Regions from separate parts of the Homo sapiens genome. Here region 1 is linked to region 2. A link is an interaction called in ENCODE POLR2A ChIA-PET data of the cell type or tissue named here. Cell type or tissue: Caco-2. All regions are shown on one strand. Links, peaks and the distances in the headings refer to the core of each region. The heading gives the core; the rest is flanking DNA.

Region 1 (8,000 bases), core at 1-8,000, 140 kb before region 2:
TGGAAGTGGGAACGGGGCGAGTAGAAAGTACCTTTCTTGGCCAGGCGTGGTGGCTCACGCCTGTAATCCCAGCACTTTAGGAGGCCGAGGCAGGCGGATCATGAGGTTAGGAGATTGAGACCATCCTGGCTAACATGGTGAAACCCTGTCTCTACTAAAAATACAAAAATTAGCTGGGCGTGGTGGCACGTGGCTGTAATCCCAGCTACTCAGGAGGCAAAGGCAGCAGAATTGCTTGAACCAGGGGGTCAGAAGTTGCAATGAGCTGAGACTGAGCCACTGCATTCCAGTCTGGTGACAGAGAGAGACTCTGTCTCACAAAAAAAAAAAAAAAGAACTTTTCTCAATCTCTGTTCCACAGAAAATGTTCTCAGTTCCTGTCAGTGGAAAATTTACCCAGCACATTAGGAATTAAAAGCAGGAGAATAGACCAAATGTAAATACACTAACATTTTTCTTTTGTTTAGGCAACTATATTAATGCAACCAACCAAAGGTTTCTTGCTAGGAAAATGAGCTGATAGGTTCTTTCAGCAACCTAAATTAATGGCCCACTTTCCACAACTGTTTAATTAACTCATTCTGATTTTTGTAACTTGATGTATTTTCTTTGGCAGGTGACTTTCATTTATTGTTTTCTTTATATGTTGTGTGACTGAATGAGAATAGAGGGCAAAAACATACAATACAGACAAACAACATAAATTGTGAAAAGTTTGGAAGTTCGGGGCAAATTTGATTTATGGACTGATTGACCAGGATACTACTAAGAATAATAGGATAGAGAGATGGGGGAGGAAACACTCCAACATGATTTGGCCAGGGACTTCTGCCTTCTACAGATAGAAAATCCTTTGTGCATCAGGATCCCCTCAAAGATATACCATTGAGTCATGGACCAGCACAAAGGAAATGATGAGAAATGGCACAAAAATCTGGGGTTAAAGAACTATCTTTCAAAGAAGCCCTGCTTTTCTGCTCTTGGTGGCAGTGGTAGAACTAATGACCTTCTCAAGACTCCCAGCCTGGTGTTGGGCAGATTCAGCCTGAACTTTCGCATTGACAGCGTGGTCTTGATGCCTTTGCAACTTGGTCTGCAGCAGGGAAAGTCCATCCTCCAGCCCTGATCGCTGCTTTGCTAACTCCAGCTCACTCTTCATTTCCCTGGTTTGATTTTCAGCCTGTTGTTGATTTAAAGACCAAAAAGGGAAAATCTCTTTATGAAACAAACAAGAAGATAAACGATATATTAACCCCTTGAAAAATATGCTGGGTGTAAAGGAAAAGAAAATAGTGCCTCCACTTTTTCTGTTGCATTTATTTAAAATATTATAATAAAATATTTCAGACATACAAAAGGGTCTGAAAAATATAACGTTAGCCTAGCGTGGGGTGCATGCCTGTAGTCCCAGTACTCGGGAGGCTGAGGCAGGAGGATTGCTTGAGCCCAGGAGGTTGAGGATGCAGTAAGCTGTGATTGTGCCACTGCACTCCGGCCTGGGTGACAAAGAGATAACTTGTCTCAACAATAACAAAAAAAAAAAAAAAAGAAAAAAAAGAAAAAGGAAAAGAAAAAAAAAAAAAAGAGCGAAGAGAAAAAAAGAAAAAATATAACGAATAGCCATGTATCCACCAGCCAGTTTAAGAATAAAACATTAACAATGAGCTAAGGCCCTCAGCGTACCACTCCCCATTATATCTTCTCTCTCTCCCCTCAAAGACAACCACTATCTTGAATCTAACTTCTGTCATTCCATGTATCTCTATAGCATTTTTTCTACAACCTATGCAGTATTCCTAACAATATATAGTATTAAAATTTTTTTTCACCTTATACAAATATATTGTATATTTCTGCAAGTTGATTTTCTAAAATGAAAAGTTATGAAAATTATGCTTATGTAGGTCATTTAAGCTAATTTACATAGCTCTAGTTCATTAATTTTTACCAGTTTAAAGCATTCCATTGTTTGAACATACAACAATGTATTTTCTATTCTCCGGCTGGTGCAAGTGGCTTCTAATTTTTTCCCCTTACAAACAGTAATAACACTTTATGCTTGTTTCTTATTTCAGTGACCATATTGATCATATCTAGAAGTCCTATTTAAATATTTTTCAAATATAGCTGGTTGTTAGACATTGTCTCTTGTTTGTTGGTCATACTTTCATACATTCTTAGATTTTCTTAAACATAGTAAACAATCTTATTTTGTATTTTGTATCCAATAATGGTAATATCCTCTGTCTGTTGTGTCCTGATTTTGTTGTTCATTATTTCTGATGACTCTTGTTTAAAGGCAATTTGTGGCTGGGCACGGTGGTTTACGCCTGTAATCCCAGGACTTTGGGAGGCCAAGGTGGGTAGATCACCTGAGGTCAGGAGTTCAAGACCAGTCTGGCCAACATGGCGAAACCTCGTCTCTTCTAAAATTACAAAAATTAGCTGGGCTTGGTGGTACGCACCTGTAATCCCAGCTACTCGGGAGGCTGAGGCAGGAGACTTGATTGAACCCAGGAGGTGGAGGTTGCAGTGAGCCGAGATTGTGCCATTGCACTCCAGCCTGGGTGATAGAGCGAGACTCCATCCCAAAAAAATAAAAAAAAAAAATCTTTAAAAAGGCAATTTGTTTCTTTACACGTCTGGGGGAAATTCTTGATGGCTAGGTTTTAAGGTTGTTCCTTTGGAGAGGATTTTTGTTTGCCTCTGCCAGGCATCTGGGAGCCCTACCAACCCAGGGCTACTTCAAATGATACCAGGGTTTTGAGGGCCACCCAGGTAGTATAAATTCTAGCCCCAAAATTGTGTTAGAGCCACAATCGCGGTTAGCAAATCTTAGTGGAGATGTTACTCCCCAACCCAGGGGCAAGTTTTTCTACTGACTCTGTGTGTTTGCGTGTGTGTGTGTGTGTGTGTGTGTGTGTGTGTGACAGAGAGATTTTAACATTTCATTAAGGATTTTGCCATTTGGGGTCCCAGTTCTATGCAAGAATCTTGTTGCCTCCTGTGTGGCCTTTGCTTTCTGTCTTATATGCATGGTGACCATTAAAACCCAAAGCTTGAATGCTCCAGGGATGGGCAGATGCCTGCTGCCTGCTGTCAAGTTAGTGCTTGATTACCTCTAAATTCATGCTTTCCTGTCATTTTTGGCCTCTGAGACTATCAAAAGTTTCTTACTAATTCAGCTATGCATTAAAAAATCTAAATATCCAATCTAATATTTTTATGTGTTTTTTTCAACTACCAGGGTTCCTTAAGAGATTGGTTCACCATATTTTTAGAAATGGAAGTCCCTTCCTGTACCCTTGGGCATATGTGGGAGTTTGCCTAGAGCAGCAACCTGCAAACTTTTTCTGTAAAGGGCCAGCTAGTAAATACTTTATACTTTGTGGCCTATAAAGTCTCTATCCCAAATATTTAACTCTCTGTCATTGTAGTGCAAAAGCATCCATAGACAATACAGCCTGTGGTCATGTTTTGCCATCCCTTGTTCTAAGTATATGCCTAGAAGGGGAAATCCTGGGGCCTTCCTTTTTACTACCCCATATATGCAACCTCTTCCTATCCAACCCCTTTATTTCCTCGTGTATTACTTCTTGTTCTGTTGCTTTCTGCTTTGTTTGTTTGTTTTGAGACAGTCTCGCTCTGTTGCCTAGACTGGAGTGCAGTGGCACAATCTCGGCTCACTGCAACCTCCGCCCCCTGGAGGAGCGATTCTGTTGCCTCAGCCTTCCAAGTAGCTGGGATTATAGGTGCCTGCCACCATGCCTGGCTAATTTTTGTATTTTTCATAGAGACGGGGTTTCACCATGTTGGCCCAGCTGGTCTCGAACTCCTCACCTCGGGTGATACACCCACCTTGACCTCCCAAAGTGCTGGGATTACAGGTGTGAGCAACCATGCCTGGCCAGATGGAGCATTTCTTTTGGATGAGTATTTTTTTTTTTTTTTTTTTTTTTTAGTTTTAGGATACTCTGATGAGATTTCATGCACATTTAATTATAAGAATGTTACAATAGTTAACTCATTTCTTTGGTTTTTGTGAGCTTTTAAAAAGTCTATTCCTTTCCCTGGTATCAGAAGGGAGATGCTCTGGCCTCATATCTACCACTAATTAGCTGTGTGACCTTAGGCAGTCACCTAACTTTCCTGAGTCATAGTTTCCTCATTTCCAAGCTGGTGTTAGTACCTGCCTTGGTGCAACCCCAGAATTGGTCGCAATTAATATGACGGTGAGACGTGCTCTGTAGAACATTAAATACATGCATAATACTACCCAAATCTTATTTATCCTCATAATAATCCCATCAGACTCGTAAAGCAAGCATAGCATTGGCATACATAAAAAGCACTGTGTTGTTTTTACCCTCAAAACCTATTTCAGGTTAGTTTCAAAGAAGACAAATACCTGCAGCACATTCTTTTTTATTTTTGTTATATTGGCAGTCAGCTGTGTAATGGTAGAGTTTGCCCGTCCTTGAGTGATTTGAGCTTGTTGTAACTGGTTCAATGTTTTGTCAAGATTTAATAGAATATTTGCTGCTTTCCTAAGGTAAGATATTAACATATCAGATTAGATAAATACACAATTATTCACTTATTTCACCTTGAGAGAGTTCATTTGACTCAACCAAATACTTTACTGAATTATTAAGTAAATTTAAATTACTCTTAAACAAGAGAAAGTGCTGAAGTCTTCATTTTGAGAAATAGGTATATTTAAATGCCAATAAAAAAAACCCCACACACGTATATATTCATAGCCAGTGGATATATATTTTGTTAAATATGGAAATTAAGGATACAGGTTTGGGGTGATATAACTATCAATCTTTGCACATAAAAACTATCCCGTGAATTCCAGTTTCCCTGATGTCTCAAATGTAAGCTACACTTTCTCAATCTCTATTGGAGTGGGGGTTGGGAGGGTCCAGAGGCCCCACAGAGAGCAAAGAGAGGACTACAGGCCCTGCATTTTTAGGCTTGTTTATTCAGAGTTAGCTAAGCTTCACTGACATTCCAGCCACTAAGAAGCCCAAGGTTAAAATCACAAGCATTCCAAGTGATAACAGTCTTTCTGCAGAAAGGAACTCACCTCAAGTCAACAATCACCAAATACTTAGATCTGTGGGCTCAAGACCACCTTGAGAAGAATGTACCGAGGGAGTGAACTATCAGACAGACCTTTGCAGAAGCATCATTAGAAATGAGTGTGCCCACAGTAGAGTTAGCTAAATTGCAAAATATTCCCTTTACCACCCAGCCTATCCTTTCCTCCAATGGTAATCTCTGTTTCCCTTTCTAACCTTCAGGAGCCTTCCCTCCTCATCATCCCACCGCCACCACCATTTCATTTCTGTAACATTCCCAGGGTACCAGTGTCCATTTTTTCTATTCCCTGCCACCATTATCTTTTTCTTATATTATTTTTTCCTTTAGATTTTTAATTTACGACTGCAGGCCAGGCGTGGTGGCTCATGCCTGTAATCTCAGGACTTTGGGAGGCTGAGGCAGGTGGATCACTTGAGGTCAGGAGTTCGAGACCAGCCTGGCCAATATAGTGAAACCCCATCTCTACTAAAAATGCAAAAAATTAGTTGGGTGTAGTGGTGCATGCCTATAATCCCAGCTACTTGGGAGGCTGAGGCATGAGAATCACTTGAATCTGGGAGGCGGAGGTTGCAGTGAGCTGAGATCGTGCCACTGCACTCCAGCCTGGATGACAGAATGAGACCCTGTCTCAAAAGAAAAAAAAAAAAAAAGATTTTCAATGTACTGCTTATTATAGCAAATTTAGAGAGTACCAAAAAAAAAAAAAAAAAAGAAAAAAAAACGTAAGAAGGGGAAAAAATACCAGTAATCTTGCCATCTTTTAAAATGTTAGGATATTGTAGCAAAATTTTTTATTTTCATAATTAAGATCCTCTTTCATGTATAGATTGTTACCTGCTTTTTATTTTCAACTTCCTGTTCAGTTTGGATGTTACCTGCTTTTTAAAAAGCATTACCATTGCAATATAAGAATCTCTGCCTGTTATTAAACATCTTTTATCAACTTTTTTTTTTTTTTTTAGATGGTGTCTCGCTCTTGTTGCCCAGGCTAGAGTTCAGTGGTGCAGTCTCAGCTCACTGCAGCCTCTGCCTCCCAGGTTCAAGTTCAATCAGTTCTCTGTCTCAGCCTCCCGAGTAGCTGGGATTACAGGTGCATGCCACCACACCGGCTAATTTTTGTATTTTTAGTAGAGACGGGTTTTCACCATGTTGGCCAGGCTGGTCTCTAACTCCTAGCCTCAAGTGATCCACCTGCCTCGGCCTCCCAAAGCACTGGGATTATAGTCGTGAGCCGCTTCCCCCAGCCCATCAGTATCACTTTTAATTGCTGTGTGATTACTTGATTTTTTTTTTTTGAGACGGAGTTTCGATTTTGTTGCCCAGGCTGGAGTGCAACGGCGCAATCTTGGCTCACTGCAACCTCCACCTCCTCAGTTCAAGTGATTCTCCTCCTCAGCCTCCCAAGTAGCTAGGATTACAGGCATGCACCACTACACCCGGCAAATTTTGTATTTTTAGGAAAGACAGCGTTTCTCCCTGTTGGTCAGGCTGGTCTCGAATTCCTGACCGCAGGTGATCTGCCCGCCTCAGCCTCCTAAAGTGCTGGGATTACAGGCGTGAGCCACCGTGCCCGGCCTACTTAATCTTTTAAGTAATTGCTGTGCAGTTAATCTTCCTCGTTTTAAATATTAAACCTAGAAGGGGTTGGACTTTTGGATGAATCTGGTGCACTTCGTTTATACACGTGGATGATGAGACAGTGACAATGGCTCAGATCTCAGTGATGGTGGGTGTTGATGATACTACCACCTAACTGATCCTGTAACCCTGACCCACAGCACCCCATGCTCATAAAAACATCAACCTGGCTTTTCTTTTTTGGTTGGCTAAGTCAACAGGACAAAAGGCAAGAGTTAGTTAACTCTGTATACCATAGATATCATTTTCATCTTGCAGTACTCCTGGAGCTCTAGTGTCCGTTCTGTTCCTCATCATTATATTGGGTTGGTGCAAAAGGAATTGCGGTTTTTGCCATTATTTTCAATGGCAAAAACCGCAATTCCTTTTGCACCATCCTAATATCTTTTTACTGAGAATATACTGAGGAAGTGAAATATCAGACAGACTTTAAAAAATAATTTTGATTTCAAAGTACTGCTTAGTGTAGTAAACTTAGAAAATACCAAACATAGATAAATAAGGGAAAAACTATACCAATATTCCAACCACCTGTTAAAGTATTGGCATATAATGAGTATTGCACATTTATTGGTATGCATTGGTATAAAAAGGTATCAGGCCACTGGAAAGGCATTTTGAGTCTAAGAAAACAGGAAGAAAACAACCCTGAACCCTGTCACCGAGTCACTCAGCTTCCCGGGGAATCTCCAAAGAGAGCTCAGCCCTCAACTTGGGCACTGAACTATCAGAAGGTAATTTCATTTGAATGCTATAGATCCCTAGGCAAACATTTTCCTGATGTCCTTTCAGCAGATGGTCTGTTAGAGCAAGATAAGAATATTAATACAGTACTTACTCAGCTGCTTTGGCCTTCACCAAAAGCTTTTGGGCTCCATCTGCTTCTTCATTTAACCTGTTTTCATCTGTCCTGTAATCCTCACAGAGTTGCATATGTTTCTGTATTTTGACAAGTTCATCGGTTAGATTTTGGGATGGAATTGGTAGGTGAATGTCAAGCACACCATTCGCAACCTTCTCGATGTCTTCTGGAGGCACGTTTTCCTCTTAAATAAGAAGCAGGGTTTTAGGTAATCATGTCTCCTTAACAAACACTGTATCTTAAAAGTATAACCACAATGATGTCTCAGCCAAATGCACTTGCACTTGATTATGTGCCCCTAGAATACAGGGATTAGATTGTAGCTTCCTATAGATTCTTCTTCATCCTCAGCTGTCCCTTCTCTCTGGAAGAAACAGTGCTCACTGAG
Region 2 (16,304 bases), core at 3,499-11,498:
CACATACCATAGTCATGATGATGAAGATGAGGACAATGGTAATAGCACTGATGGCTAACAGTTTTGGACCCTTACCATAGGCTAGGCACTGTGCTGAAGGCACATCTCATTTAATCTTTACAACAATTCTCTGAGGTAGGCATCAGAAATAAATCCATGCCCAGAGAAGGTTAAGAACTTGCCCAAGAGTTGGAGCAACCTGTGTCTGACTCCAGAAAATATGCTACTAGCCATTATATTATACTGCTGTAATGCATTCCTAAAAACAATCCAGATACCAAATCTGCAAAAATCTTAAGTTAAAGAATAAAATGCTATAGGCACTTCCTATTCTGAGACAGGCAAAAAGGTATTAAAAGTCCATCATTACATCCTCTTTGGCAACATATTTCTTTCAATTAATGCCTGGTCTGTGCTTTTTCTTCAAAACTGAACCAAAAACCAAATGGCATTAAGTCTCTTAAGCATTTGACTATAGTTCTTGTTTTCAGTGTGCTGATTTACAGCCTTGTCATAAATACATTCAGCATTTACATTTTTCATCTAATTAAATGCAACTAAAAAGGGAAAAACAAGATACTCAGGTACTAGCAGAGATATTGTTCTACAAGGATGGTGACTGCCAAAATCGAACTACTGACTGGCAGTTTGCTGCTATGCAACCATGGAAAAACTGGATGGATGTTTGATGGGTGGTACACAAACATCCACATTCACTGACTTTGAATTTCTGCCTCTGTGTCTAAAGAAAAAAGTATCGAATATTTCACTGCCCTATTATTTAAAATAGGCAGACACAATATGGTAATAGGTGCATGTGTGCACACACACAGTCACATTCACACACACACAAGTACACCAGAAATTGATATAAAACAGAAACTGTGTAAATGGAATAAAAATTTCTATTGACTTTCCATCCATAAAAGAAAAGATTTAAATTCCAGAATGATTAAAATAGGCATGAAGCCTTTTCAGGACAATCTAAAATCACCTGGGACATACAAATCCAAGCCATAACCATGATCATGCATCACACACACATACACACACATGCGCATACACACACATATACCCCACAGAGAGAGAATTAAACCTATGGGAGTTTTCCTTCTAGAATCAGTTTCAGTGGGTGGATATCACCCATTGAAGGGCTGGGTAGCGGAGTAAAAGAGAATCTTCATTACTTGATTTTTTTTAACAATAAAATTATATTCATGTATTATTTGAGTAATCCACAAAATGATAAATTAAACACATATAAAGAACATGAAAACAGAAAATATGGCAGGAGAATGAGATTTGCTTTGTTTTCTGGAAGTCAGCTTTACAACAGTCTTCTGCTCTGGCGTTGCTTGCTGTCATGGATATCTGTGCTCTGTGGTAGGAGGTCTCTGAGGAAAATGCTCTTGAGTCCTCAGAACCATAGAATCAACACAGAAGAGAGACAGGGTGAGGGAAATGGTTATTTGTTCTCTACTATTTATGAAGAATGCACTATGGATGAAAATGTCCTGTTCAAATGCTTAGACATCAAACGCTTAGATGTGTTTAGGAAGAGCAAAATGTGACCTTAACCAAAGTTTGGAGACAACTGACAAAAAAGCTGTTGGGCCTCGTGAAAACAAATCTGTTTTAAATCCTTTGTGATGATAAGAAAGACTGGGTAATTGAGGGACAGAGGTAAAAGAGGAAGGGGAGGTGGATGGCATTAATGAGAGGTCACGTCTGGTCATACCAGATGGGGTGGCACTAAAGAGAGGTCAAACGGGGGCAGGGAGTGGCGCTAATGAGCAGTCATACCAGGTGGGGTGGCGGTAATGAGAGGTCATACCGGGTGGGGTGGCGGTAATGAGAGGTCATACCGGGTGGGGTGGCGGTAATGAGAGGTCATACTGGGTGGGGTGGCGGTAATGAGAGGTCATACCGGGTGGGGTGGGGTAGTGAGAGGTCATACCGGGTGGGGTGGCGGTAATGAGAGGTCATACCGGGTGGGGTGGGGTAGTGAGAGGTCATACCGGGTGGGGTGGCGGTAATGAGAGGTCATACCAGGTGGGGTGGGGTAGTGAGAGGTCATACCGGGTGGGGTGGCGGTAATGAGAGGTCATACCAGGTGGGGTGGGGTAGTGAGAGGTCATACCGGGTGGGGTGGGGTAATGAGAGGTCATACCGGGTGGGGTGGCGGTAATGAGAGGTCATACCGGGTGGGGTGGGGTAATGAGAGGTCATACCAGGTGGGGTGGGGTAGTGAGAGGTCATACCAGGTGGGGTGGGGTAATGAGAGGTCATACCAGTAGTACGGGGAAGAAGCGCAGCATCAGGACACCGCCTATCTCGTCTGTTTTTCAGTTTGTGCCATAGGAAAAAAATTAAGAAATATACCTTAGAAATCCAGGGTATAAAAGGGAGAGATGGTGTAATGGTAGGAAGATTGATGAAATAACTATAGATAAAGTTGAGTCCAGTGTCCTAAAATTAGCAGAAATCAGAGAAAGAGAGAGAAGTAGATCATGAATGCAGAGTTTAAAAATTAGCCAATGATAGGCTTTCATGCCAAATATTGACATCCTTACACCGCGGAACCGAGAGGAGAGGAGAGGAGAGGAGAGGAGGAGCAGGAGCAGGAGCAGGGGCAGTGGAAGACGGTGCTTTCACACTGGAGTTAACCCAGCAGCCCCAAAGGATGAAGCATTGTGAACTGGGAAAAGGGAGGCAGCGTAATGGTAAACTGAGGCATTCTAGAATGCTGGCAGCATTTGCTCTTACAGGCGATGTGTTAACTAAGGTCACTAGAGGTGAATCAATATTTGTTCTTTTTAATACATTTATATGTAAAAAGTGACAAGAACTGGTTGTGACCTTGTCCTGTCTCTCCATCACTGGCACACAAGAAGGCCCACCTATCACGATTCCTCACCTCAAACTATCTGGCAGTTGCTGCTGGAACTGTAGGCATTACACTGCTGAGTGAAAAATAATTTTCTAAAGGAGTTGTCTTTTGTCCTATAGAAGGACAACAAATGCTACAACTTGATTTTGAGGGTGAATCTAACTTTGGATAAAGTCACTTTTTCCTTTCCTAAACATTTCTAACAATTTTAACAACAGGTCATTTTTATACATAGTAGATTCTTCATAAATAATCCAGAACCAGTAACCACATGCAGCCTGCAGGGGTCCAGAATCACTGATTGGATATACCAAGTGTTGACCGAAGCTGCCCTTTCTGAGACAGCCTGTCCTCCTTGGCCTGTGGACCTTTGTGACCCTGCAGTGGGGGTATAGTGAGGCCTTTCTTCTGGAGACGGAACGACAAGCTTCTAATCCCAGCTCTGTCACGTTCCTACTGGGCGACCTGGCAGGTACTCGACCTCTCTGACTTGAGGGGTAAGTGGAGTAATAATGGTGCCTACATCATAGGATTGTTGTAAGGACTGAATGAGAAAACCACTTCCTGCTGTATAGGAGAGCTGACTAAATGCTAGTCCCATTACTATTATTAGCATTCCAGCTATATATGAAGATAATATCTACTTGACTTTTAGTATTTTGAAAATAAAAGTTATCAATAACAAACAAAAACCTTGTAAACTAGCTATGAATTGATTAGATATTCCCCTTTTAAGCTTAACACACTGGTTTCCCAGGACTATATACATAAATGGATATGAAATACAAAGAACAGAATAAAATGTGTGGTTTTCTTAAAACATTATGATTTTAGCAAATGAATATCTTTAAAATATAGTTTAATACATTATTGTTGTTTCTTTTTAAAAACCACTTATGATTTATATTTTTCTAAATTGTAAAAACTGACTTTAAAAATCATAATGCTTTGTTAATGAAAGTCACAAAAAATACATTGTGTAATGTATTCTACAGGATATGCACATTTCTTTAAGAATGCATGGAGTGAATGAAAATAACATGGGGGTATGAACCACAGAGTGAACATGTACCACAAACAACTCTTGTTGAAATGTAAGTAAGCAGGGATTGTTCTCCATCTAGCGAGCAAATACGAATGCTCTCATGTTTCACATGAACATTTTTCTTTATTTTAGAAACTTCACTTTTTACTTGCATATTTTGTTAATATTCACATAAGTAAATATATACAGGCAGTAAAATTTGGTGTGATAAAAAATGTAGCATATGAATTGTACAAGTTCTTGTTCCATACAAATGTAATAATATCTGTATCAGTTGTCTAAGCTGACTGCAGGGTTCTGCTGGGTTGTAGGCCATTTTGAAATAAAGAATTGTGACTTTCTTTCTTTTCTTTTTTTTTTTTTTTTTGAGACGGAGTCTTACTCTGTCACCCAGGCTAGAGAGCAATGGCGCAATCTTGGCTCACCGCAACCTCTGCCTCCCGGGTTCAAGTGATTCTCCTGCCTCAGCCTCCTGAGTAGCTGGGATTACAGGCGCCCACCACCATGCCCAGCTAATTATTGTATTTTTAGTAGAGACGGGGTTTCATCATGTTGGCCAGGCTGGTCTCGAACTCCTGACCTCAGGTGATCCGCCTGCCTCGGCCTCCCTAAGTGCTAGGATTACAGGCGTGAGCTACCGCGCCCGGCCAGAATTGTGACTTTCTTATAAGTTCTTTCATCTTCAAAAGCACTTAAAAAATTTCAGTTTAACACTGAGGGAAAGTTTATACATGTGATATGAACAATTGAATTCTTTAAATAATATAAGTTAAAATCATATTTAAGTCTATTTTTCTGATGGTTTTTGGTAATAATGTGGCTAGATGATTTGCTAAATTCCGTAATTCATTTGATATAAAGAACCAAAGACAAAAACCAAAACTCCCAACCCAACAGGGCCCCATAGAAAGACATTCATGCCCTACCCATAACACAGCTCCACCAGCCCCCATCTCCAGCTGGAGCACCTGGCGGCCTCCACCTCTGAGCGGGAGCCAGAACAGGTGTGGTGTGAGCCTCACCTGGGCCTGTCTCAAACACATCCTCTGAACTCACAAAACCAGAGTCCCCCACAGCACCAACTCGAACTTTGTATGCTGTTCCTGGCATTAGACCCTTTAACCCAAAGAAGCTCCGAGAACCATTTACAATTTCTTTTCTCCATTCTTCTTTGCCTATGGAAATTTTGCAAAAACAACACATTTGAATATTTTAAGGGACCAGAAGTCACTTAATGCTTCAAGAAAGGAAAATTCTTTATAAGCTAAAGACAAGATGTAGGATGCTTAGGTTTACCATTTTAGATTATTATAAATGTAGTCATGTCAAACAAATCAATTAAAATGACCTACAGGAAAATATCCTCAAAGAAAAATAGACTGGGTATCTAGCTTGCTTATTAATTGTATATATTCCCATTGTATTAATTCTCCTCTTTAATACAAAGGAAGGTTCTTTATCTGCACCTTGCCTTATGAAACTGTTGAGTTTCTCTAAAGATGTTTCTCAAAAGAACTGATACACATTAATTAGCTTAAGTGAACTATGGGAAGAATTGTTTTTTTATGATTCACAAGATGAATCTTTTAGTAAACTTAAATGCCTTCCAACGTATCCAATTAATCGATTCAACCTTTCCCAAGTACCGGTTTTTCTAAAGGGATCGTCATTTCTAAAAACATTTACTTGCATGATAAAGGCTTAAACAGAAAGTTGGACTCTGTTCAACATTTTGTCACAAACATTTATTGGCCACCTCATTTGTTCTATGTAAGCACACTGCACTTAGGAGGGGGGTACTGGCTTTTCATAAACTGCTGAAAGTGAAAGCTGCCCCATCTCCCAGTAGATGTGGCCAGGATCTACGAAGAGTGCCTGACTTGAGAATACATCAAACGTTAAAACATAATGAATGCTCTCCCAAAGTATTAATTTTCTGCGGTTTCTTATAAAATTCTGTTGGGCTAGTCAGGGCAAAATGAATACTTTCAAGTCAGTTTGATTTCTGTTACTTCAAGATCCAATTTGAAAAAAAAACCTTTTCTTCTTTTCTATTGTACTTGCAAATATAATTATTCCTTCTTACTCTTGTTTATGTGTTGTGGGCACAGAACTAGTTTCAAGTACTATGATATGAAAATAACATACGTAATGGAACATATGCCCTCTGTTATTAATAACATAAAAAAGCAATTCCTAGTCGTGCATATAATATGTGGTAGGCTGATGGTTCACTATAATTTTTTTAGATAACTCATTCATTTAATTGGATCAAGTTATTTTTCAAGATGATCCATAGTAAATTCTTAAGAATGTTTTTAATCTTTTAAAAAATGCATCCCCCAAATTAAAAATCGGGTAATGAAATTGTTTCTTACTGCCTGCTACACCATATTCAACATAAAAGTTCACATGCTCTGGTCCCTCATATTCCCAACTGATATTGGCATAGGTCTCAGCAGCTGCAGCAGTAAGATTGCTGATCCTGGGATTTACTGCTTGAACTAAACATACAATAGAAAAATAAAACAAACAATCATATTGCAACACCATACACACGAATATAAAATAAGTTTAAATACTCTGAAATTGTGCAAATAGAATTAAATAGAATTTACTGCTAAAATTTAGGGTTCACTCATGCTTTGCTTTCATTACAGAAAGGTTTTTGTTTCTTAAATTCAGCACTAGGAAATTAATAATCAGAAATAATGACGCATAATATTAAAATTTGTGAGTTCTATTATATGGGTTCTGAACAATGTTAACTGTTGTCCATTAGATACAGTCCCGGGAAATGTCACCGTCTTCATTTACTAAAGTGTGATGGAGAGGGGGATTGCTGAACAATCCCAGGGACAGACGTCATCATGGAATGTCAGAGACGCCAAGGTAAAACCCAATACTATGTGGCTACTTTTCAAACCTATTTGTCATCTCAATGCAGGTCTTTAAAAAATCTGTGTTGGTGTGACAGAGAATGCCCCTTTGAACAGCGTTTTTGATCTGTTTTAAAAAACAGACTTCTTTGAGTATCACTGGGAAACTCAGGGACCCCAGGTAAGAAATCCCTGCTTTAGAGAATGATGGATGGTAAGGGTATGTTGGAAGAGAAGCTGCAAAAGGAATTTCCAGATGTGTTCTATCAGAAGTTAAGAAAGAATAAATAAAAGGAGTAAAAACTATTTCATGTAACATTTCCTAGAGAGCAAGACAATCTTACCTGTTAACTGTTTGTTACAAAGCATTTTCTGAAAAATCATAGTGCAACCTAAATAGCTTCTTAAAAATCCAAATTATGGAGACCAGATGATGCTACATGCTTGCTACTGGGTAAAGACAACATCTAAAGTCATTAAAAAATGTTATTTGAATACCTGAGGCAGGCAATTCTATCAGTCCTACCTCAATAGCTTAAACTAAAAATGAAACATTTACAGATGTGTTAATTTGGGTAGTTAAAAAAGAAGATCAATTTATTATCTCACATAAAATTTACTAGGATAGTCAATCAGACAGCATCAATAGGTTTACCAAGACACTAAAATTATATTCTAAGATATGTTTATAAAATGTAGACGCTCAAGACCTTTGTTCAAATAAATGTAATAAAATTACATTTCTTAGAATTAAGAAAAGAAAGATATTAAAGCAGTTAAATAATGCTTTTGACTTCTGAAATATAATTCAACAACACATGCAAATTTTGTATCTCTTTGTGCTAAGCATGGGGAAACAGCAGAGGGCAAAACTGATTACTGAATTATGCAGAGTCCTTCTGTGGACCTAATTAATTTTAGTTTTCCGAGATTTTCTTCTTATAGGTAAAATAATAGGAATATGATCAATCAATGACAGTAAATATGCACACATGTGTAAAACATCAATGGCAACCCAGGAAAAACATTAATTTTCTTAAAAAATTTTGGAATATTGAAACAGGAATTTAATCTTGGAGTAATATGGAAGATGTTCAAGGCAGAAACATAATACTTCTAACACAAGAGCATTTACTAACAGAAGAGCAAAATACTTCTAACGGAAAAGCATTTAGTTTCTTCTTATATTTTACATTGGTTTCTATGGGTGCTCCCTTCTCAGAGTTTCTTCTCTAAACTGTTCATTATTATTATTTTGTTTCTAGTTTTATTGAAATGAAATCATTATCTCTACGAGTATCGACTCTCCTAAATTCATTGCAGCATTATTCACAATAGTCAAGACATGAAAACAACCTAAATATCCATTGACAGATGAATGGATAAAGAAATTACCATATATATATATATTTACACAATGGAATATTATTCCGACTTTAAAAAAAAAGGAAATCCTGCCATTTGCAACAACATGGATGAACCTGGAGGATACTATGCTAAGTAAAATAATCCAGACACAGAAAGGCAAATATTGCGTGATCTCACTTAAATGTGTGTGAAAGGAAAATAAATCTTTGGGCCCCAGAATCACTAAGCTAAAGGGAAAAGTCAATCTGGGAACTGCTTAGGACAAACCTGCCTCCCATTCTTTTCAAAGTCATCCCTCTGCTCACTGAGATAAATGCGTATCTGATTGCCTCCTTCGGAGAGTCTCATCAGAAACTCAAAAAGAATGCAACCGTTTGTCTCTCACCTACCTATGACCTAGAAACTCCCTGCTTCGAGTTGTCCCTCCTTTCCAGACCAAACCAATGTTCATCTCACATGTGTTGATTGATGTGTCATAACTCCCTAAAGTGTATAAAACCAAACTGTGCTCTGGCCACCTTGGGCACATGTCTTCAGGGTCTCCTGAGCTATGGGTATGTCACGGGCATATGTTCTCAACCTGGGCAAATAAACTTTCTAAATTAACTGAAACCTGTCTCAGATTTTCGGGGTTCACATGTGGAATCTAAAAAAGTTGTACTTAGAGAACGAGTGTAGAATAGTGGTTGCCAGGGGCTAGAGGTGGGGTGGGGGTTGGGGAAATGGGAGATGTTGGTCAAAGGGTACAAACTTTCAGTTATAAGATGAACAAGTTCTAGAGATCTAATGTACAGCATTATATTACTAATTATAGTTAATAATAAAGTATTATACACTGGAAATTTGCATTTAGCTTATTCTTAAAGATACCCAGAAAAGATACCACAATTTCCTAAGGCATGCTGTTTAGCCACTTTTACCATAGGGAATTCGAACTCTCCTTCCTTTTAATCCCCACTCATCCACCTTCTCACTCACAGAGCACCTATTTTGTACCATACAAGGGAGCTGTAGTGTCCCCTTTCTCTGGGCTTTCCCAACGGACTGCTTCCGGTGTGCCTCGCCCAACTGTAAGTCTTCCTCTGTAGATACCGCCAGTGTAGTTACCTACATTTTAGCTGCTGAAACTACAACTCTTATCTAGCCACTTCTCTGTTTAAAACTCTGCCTACAGGTAAATACAAATTCCTTAGCAAAGCATTCATGGCCCTTCAGAGCTGTTACCATCTGGCCCCGCCCACTGCTCCAGTCCCATCTCAGGGTCTTCTCTTTTCCACACACTCTCTACAAGTCAGCCTAAGTGGACCGCTTGGTATAACCCAGACATCCGGTATGTTTTCAAACGCCATGTGCTTATGACCCCTACCAAGACTTTACACACTGCAACTCCCTGACTCATCTGACAAAAATAAAACAAAAACTGGGCTTCAAGGCCCAGTTCAATATTATTTTCTTTGTGAAGCTTTTCCTGATCCTGCTTGGCAAAAAAAATGGTTCACACCTCTATATTCAGATAACATTTTGCTCCAATTTCTAGTTTAGCGTCAATTTATTACTCTTTCTATACGTTGGTCTTACCTGCCAGATTTCAAGCATGTCAAGGCCAGGGTTTGTCTTACTGTCTTTATACACAGCTTCTTAAACAAACACGGGTGCATTTTATGTGCCAGAGAGACATTCACTGTTGAACTGATTGAAACTTCTATGCTTCTAGATGTCTTGTTTTGTTTTCGTATAGGCCAAAAAAGGAATTTTATTTTTTATTTACTGGTTCTTTAGTAAAATAATGTAGTGAGAGTCAGATCACAGAAGGGATTCACCACTAGCTGATCCTCAATGCTCTTCTCTGCTCACTCCTAATTGGTTGACCATAGTAGGCTGCAAGTTAGGTCAAGAATGCAGATTCCTGCTTTGCCAGTTAGTTTATCCCTGTTTCTGTATTCCAACTAATTACCCTATAAAAGTATTTTGATGCTTGGTCCTCAGAGCGCCAGATTACATGCAATGGATATGGCATTGTGGATCATCAGCAATACTGGGAACATAAATCTTTTTGAGCCTGCACATTTTTGGTTCATTTCTATACATGCCTTCACAGTCTACTTCCTAGAATTCCAGACCCTGAAATCATTTATTTATTTATTTATTTATGAAATGGAGTCTCGTTCTGTCGCCCAGGCTGGGGTGCAGTGGTGCAATCTTGGCTCAGTGCAGCCTCCAGCTCACTGCAGCCTCTGCCTCCTGGGTTAAAACAATTCTCCTGCCTCCGCCTCCCGGGCAGCTAGGACTACAGGTGTGTACTACCACGCCTGGCTAATTTTGGTATTTTTAGTAGAGATGGGGTTTCACCATGTTGGCCAGGCTGGTCTCGAATTCCTGACCTCAAGTGATCTGCCTGCCTCAGCTTCCCAAAGTGCTGGGATTACAGGCATGAGCCACCACACCCAGCCTCATTTAAAGAGACATAGAAATTGAAAAAATATGCCAATCAACTATAATTCCTACACAAATATTGAGAGCTTTAATCCAACAAAGAAAAGGACAAAAATAAATGACTCAAAGGTCTCGCGTATGTAATTATCTTGAGGAGAATGGTAAGAAGAAGGGTTAGTATGGCATCATATAGTTAATTGAATTATCCTGGGTTTTCCTTCAGGTTTATAATCCTTTTGTAATTATACATTTGAAAACTTAGGTTTCATTAACATCTCTTAAAATCTGTAAGAAAGTTTAAAAATGTAAACTCAGATGCATTTCTTTTCCCCTCTTTGACCAGAAATGAATTAAAACCACTTTTCATGAAATCATAATTCATAATAAAATCTTATGAGATGTTGATTTTTTTTTTTTTTTTTTTTTGAGATGGAGTTTTGCTCGTTGCCCAGGCTGGAGTGCAATGGTGCAATCTCAGCTCACTGCAACCTCTACCTCCTGAGTTCAAACAGTTTTCCTGCCTCAGCCTCCTGAGTAGCTGGGATTACAGGCGCCCAACAACACGCCCAGCTAATTTTTATATTTTTAGTAGAGATGGGGTTTCATCATGCTGGCCAGGCTGGTCTTGAACTCCTGACCTCACGTGATCTGCCCGCCTCAGCCTCCCAAACTGTTGGGATTACAGGTGTGAGCCACCACGCCCGGCCATATTGATGCTTCTATAGCTAAGGATATCACATGTTTCCTCTTTATTCATCTCTTATTTATTCCCTATTGTCCTGATTTAAATAAAAATGTAAAAGATACATTTAAAAAATTAAAATTTGGGAGGATAGTGGAGAACTTCAATTTTTCTCCTGTCACAGAGCAGTTAAATTCCATATGGAGAAGGGAAATAGTGAAGAGGATAGAATTCATTTTCAGATTGAAAAAAAGAAGTATTTTTAAGGAAGGAAAACCCAGGATCACAAATTATGCTTGAGCAGTTTAAAGTCTTACTGGCAAAATATCCTCTTATGTAAGCCATACTTAACTACTGCTATACTATTAAAATAAACCATATTAAAATTAAGGTCAGAGTTAGCTTTTTTCCCCCTTATTTAAACGCTATTCTTTTCTTATCTAAGATCCATCAGATTTTAATACTGGGGGCTTAATGAACTTTCAGACACTCCATTTTTGCTTGTCTCTCTAATCATAAGTAGCTCACAATTCAAATTAGTAACATCAAATGGTAAAACCAAAACTCTTTAAATATAGAATTTAGTTTTAATTTATTAAAAACAGAGGGGTGATGTTTTTCCAGTGGAGTGCATATCTACTTCTAACGTGACAAGTCCACTGAGAATTCAGACTTGCTTCACAGACAGTCCTGCTGAAGCACAATTTCTCTGCTATCAGCTCTAGGCACAGCCACAGTGACATGTCCACTGCATAGGAAACAAGGCCAGGCTTTTAGTGAAATGCTCCAATTGAAGTTATAAAGCAATATATTATTGTAAAACTACTAATGATTTTAATTGATATCTAATTATCATAGGAAGGAAGTATACAAATAAATAGAAGTAAGTTTACATCGCTCTGTGATATAGAAATTTTGAATTTTTACAACTTCGTCAAGTCTAAAAACACAAATATAATACTCTTAAGATTACTGAAAATGGCTACAGTCCTTATTCAATAACTCCAAAATCTATCTGATCGATATTTTGTAATTTACCAAAGCTCTGAATATAAGCAAATTTCTAAGCAAATAGAATAAATCTATCAAGTCTAAGCTCACAGGAGTTGAATAACATAGGGCAAAGCACATTTTTCTCTTGGTCTTCCTTTTCTTCATTCCTGTTTATACTCACCTGATGTGCGAAAGCCCCTGACCATGGGCATGCCACGTGAAAACAGTGCCCAGTGGCAGGTACTCCACTGCTCTCTAAAAAGCTGACTGGTCAACCAGCAGCCAGGGGTCAAAGACTGGGGCATCTTTGGCATTGCCACTAATGGAAGACATATTACAACTTATTCAAGCACCATTCTCCCAACAAATCTTTCTGACCCAGAGAGCTGTCAGAAATAAAGGAGAACAAAATCCATTGTGGATTGTTGGCTATTACTCAGGAGGAAGAGACTTAGGCAGTTGGGTGAAGACAGGATGGGTGGGATAACACATTTGAGAAGAGCATATGGGTCACCTGGAAGACTCACTTGCAGGGGACCCTAAGCTCGGGGAGACTTAGTCCCAAACCAGTTGGAGGGCATTGCTACGCTGTAATTCCAAATGGACGGTTTTGTGCAATGGCAGCCGAGTGTACACTGTGTCTACAAGGAGAGCAGCTAAATCAGAATAGAACAGGAAGCTTGGTTGATCTGATTTCTACCAGGCTGTTTTCATCACAGGGCTAATATTTCTGAACCCCAAATAATGTGGCATGGCCATATAGAGGATCTGTGACAAATACACAGTTTTGGTCCTGTCTGATCCAGCCAAAATCATAGTATTAGAAGCTAAGATTAGGATTTGTACCAGGGATAAGTCTCAAGAAAAAATGTTTTGAGAATTCAATATGTGGCTTTCTACTTGTAAAGAAAGGACTAGAAATTAATTTTAAAGCCAAGATTGGATGAGATCTTCTCTTCTTTTGGTGGTTCAAAGCATATTTTCTCTGTTTTACCCATGCTGCACTTCCCCATGTTTCACATTGCAAATTTCACACATGTATAAAGTCATGCAGATGAATTATTTTACCTTTGCCTGCACCTACATCAGGTGGAAGAATACCAGCTTTAATGAAGGGAAACAGAAATAGGACACTATATAGTTAGATGTAACACACCCATGAGCATGTATAGCGATACAAAAACACTTATTAAAATGCTAAAGCATGCAAGAAGAATGAAGTGTACCACATCAGGTATAGGGGACAAAGATATGTTGGTGTCCCCAAACTTATCTAGTATTCAAATCCAGTACCAACATTTTATCAGGATACCCAGTTTGAATACCCAGTATTCAAACACATTACTTAAGGTGCATTATTCATACTTGTTGATTATGTATGAAGGCTTAGGATATTTCAAACCAATTTTTGGATAGAAATTGTCAATTTTTTATGCTATCAAAGATAGTCAAATGAATAATCCTTAAGCAACTCTACAATTTAGAGACATGCAAAACTAGAAAACCTTTTATAATATTTTTGATAATTTTCATTGAATCTCAAGATTTCAGAATAACTTTTTAAAGTATGAAAAGAAGTGTTAATTCCTTTTCTAAATACTATAATGGGCTATTTTGCTTTCTTTGTACATACCAAAATGCAAAATCTTTTGCTCAAACACAAAATAAATGCACTCTTTAATAACTGTTTCGATTTCCTTGCTAGAAAATGTAAATTGATATGTGAACTAGAAAATTTTTTCCAGTAAATCAGGACCAGAACTCGAATTACATATATTTGTGTGTATATAGATGTGTATGTCTGTGTATGCATATGTGTGTATTATGTGTATGTGTACATATGTATGTTTGTGCATGAATATATATAATATATAAAGTTGTAAACAGGAAACAACATTCCCCTGAACTTCAAATTCAAGTGTGGCAAATATTATGCTTACTCACTCCCACACTAAGATTTTAATGTAAGTTTAAGAAAGTTTCACATGGAGTTGAAAAATATCAGTCCAATATGAACTAAATAGCTGATTATATATCAGAATGAGAAATTACAAATAAGTGTTTGCGTTAATCAGGTAAGACAGACGTTCCATAGCAAGAAGGAAAAAGCATAAACTTAAAGATTTTTATTTCATGATGCTTATAATTATATGGATTTTATACATACCCATCTTACCTTCATCCACAGTTGTTACTGCTTCCTCTGTAATTTGACTTCCTGATCCTGCTGATGTTTGTGCATAGAAATAAAACTTATATCGAGTGCTGAAATTTAAATTTTTTAAAGTCCACCGTGTCTTGTTGGCAGGAATTTTCAAATCTACCAGAGGGCCTAATTCATGTGTGCTGTTAACTGTCAATAAGAAATAATGAACAAGTGCATTCTCCATTAACTGCTATAGGAATACTATTATAAATAAATACGTCAACTAAAAATGTTCAACCTGGCTTACATTGACTTTTATAATCCCACTCACTCTTTCCCCAGCATAACTAAGTGATAACCTTTTAACAGCTCCTATGCTATGTTCTATCATATCGTATCATATCATATCATATCATATATCACAAGGGGGTAGTATGTTCTCTATTGGCTAATAAACTAGAAGAATGTTGTGGTTGAATCACAATAGAATTTTTTCCCCTGTGTTCTTGCAGGTGGAGTTGTATTGTTAAATAACCCCAAACATTTTTCTTCAGAGGACTTTTGCCAAAGGAACCATTTTCTATTTGTAGAAAATGCATATGTGATTTAATGACAGGACTCACCTAAACCCCACTCCTAAAGGTCTGTATTATTCTACAGATTACTTAATTTTTAATAACATAGACATCATTTTTCTTTAAAAAGTAAGATTTGAAGTTCTTTCTGAAACAACACTTGAAGTTATATGTATATATTCTACAGATATAAAGAAAAACTAGCTTGTATTTTTTGATAACAGTTAAGTTAAACACCACATGTTCTCACTCATAGGTGAAAGCTAAAAAAAGTTCATGTCACAGAAGTAAAAAGTAGAACACAGCATCCCAGAAATAAAGGAAGGACAGAGGGAAGGCGAGATAGGGAGATATCAGTTAAAGGGAAGGCTGGGCGCAGTGGCTCACGCCTGTAATCCCAGCACTTTGGGAGGCTGAGGTGGGCAGATCACGAGGTCAGGAGATCAAGACCATCCTGGCTAACATGGTGAAACCCCGTCTCTACTAAAAATACAAAAAATTTGCCGGGCATGGTGGTGGGCGTCTGTAGTCCCAGCTACTCGGGAGGCTGACGGAGGAGAATGGTGTGAACTCGGGAGATGGAGCTTGCAGTGAGCCAAGATCTCACCACTGCACTCCAGCCTGGGTGACAGAGCGAGACTCCATCTCAAATATATATATATATATATATATATATATATATATATGTATATACGTGTATATATATACGTGTATATATATATACACGTATATATATATATACGTGTGTATATATATATATGATACAAAATGATAGCTAGATACAAAGACTAAGTTCTGGTGTTCCTTACACAGCTAGAGGGAGGATATTAAATGTTTCCAACACAAATAAATGATAAATATTTGAGAAGATGAATATGCGAATTCCCCTGATCTGATCACTATATGTATCGAAACATCACTACGTACCCCATGAGGAGGTATAATTATTTGTCAATTAAAATAATAAATAAAATAAAAAAACATATTTCCCCTTCTCTTCCTCCCAACAGCTTACTTGGCTGATACTTTAAGGTGTACTCTGTCAAAATGCCATTCGGGTGGCTCGGTGGATCCCATTCCAAAGTGAGAGAGTCCAGTGTTGGATTCACAATCTTCAAAGACGAGGGAGCACTGGGGACTTACAGTGAGAACTTACAGTCAACACAAAGATTTCTGAATGTTTCAACATGTATTAAATTGACATTTCACCGTGCTCGCACGATTCAAGGTTTTGAGTTTCAGTAACTCATTCCTGATTCAGCTGAAAATACATTAGTACAAACCTGTGACAGG

The links. Peaks named below come from ENCODE experiments on the same cell type or tissue, not always from the same donor. Only the 100,000 strongest peaks of a DNase experiment are listed, where the experiment ranks them.
Region 1: POLR2A ChIA-PET joins it to region 2 with 11 read pairs; 3 of 35 experiments call an interaction of 5 or more read pairs at or near these places.

What each region holds. Positions count from the first base shown.
Region 1 is chr7:108,029,800-108,037,799 of GRCh38, forward strand. It overlaps LAMB4 (laminin subunit beta 4), which reads right to left. Exons shown (of 34, transcript NM_007356.3): 30 at 7,589-7,796; 31 at 4,409-4,547; 32 at 1,007-1,180. Among named protein-coding and RNA genes, the nearest start is that of LAMB1, 31 kb to the left of the region's middle. RefSeq lists an enhancer at 4,715-5,229. In Caco-2, for the core only: no CTCF peak of the experiment used is centred there; a DNase peak (open chromatin) is centred at 4,952.
Region 2 is chr7:108,161,964-108,178,267 of GRCh38, forward strand. It overlaps NRCAM (neuronal cell adhesion molecule), which reads right to left. Exons shown (of 33, transcript NM_001037132.4): 26 at 16,027-16,149; 27 at 14,467-14,643; 28 at 13,359-13,394; 29 at 6,314-6,439; 30 at 4,958-5,110. It overlaps LOC102724363 (a long non-coding RNA gene), which reads left to right and starts at 3,286. Exons shown (of 4, transcript XR_002956579.2): 1 at 3,286-3,387; 2 at 3,886-3,984; 3 at 6,718-6,827; 4 at 14,949-15,078. In Caco-2, for the core only: no CTCF peak of the experiment used is centred there; no DNase peak of the experiment used is centred there.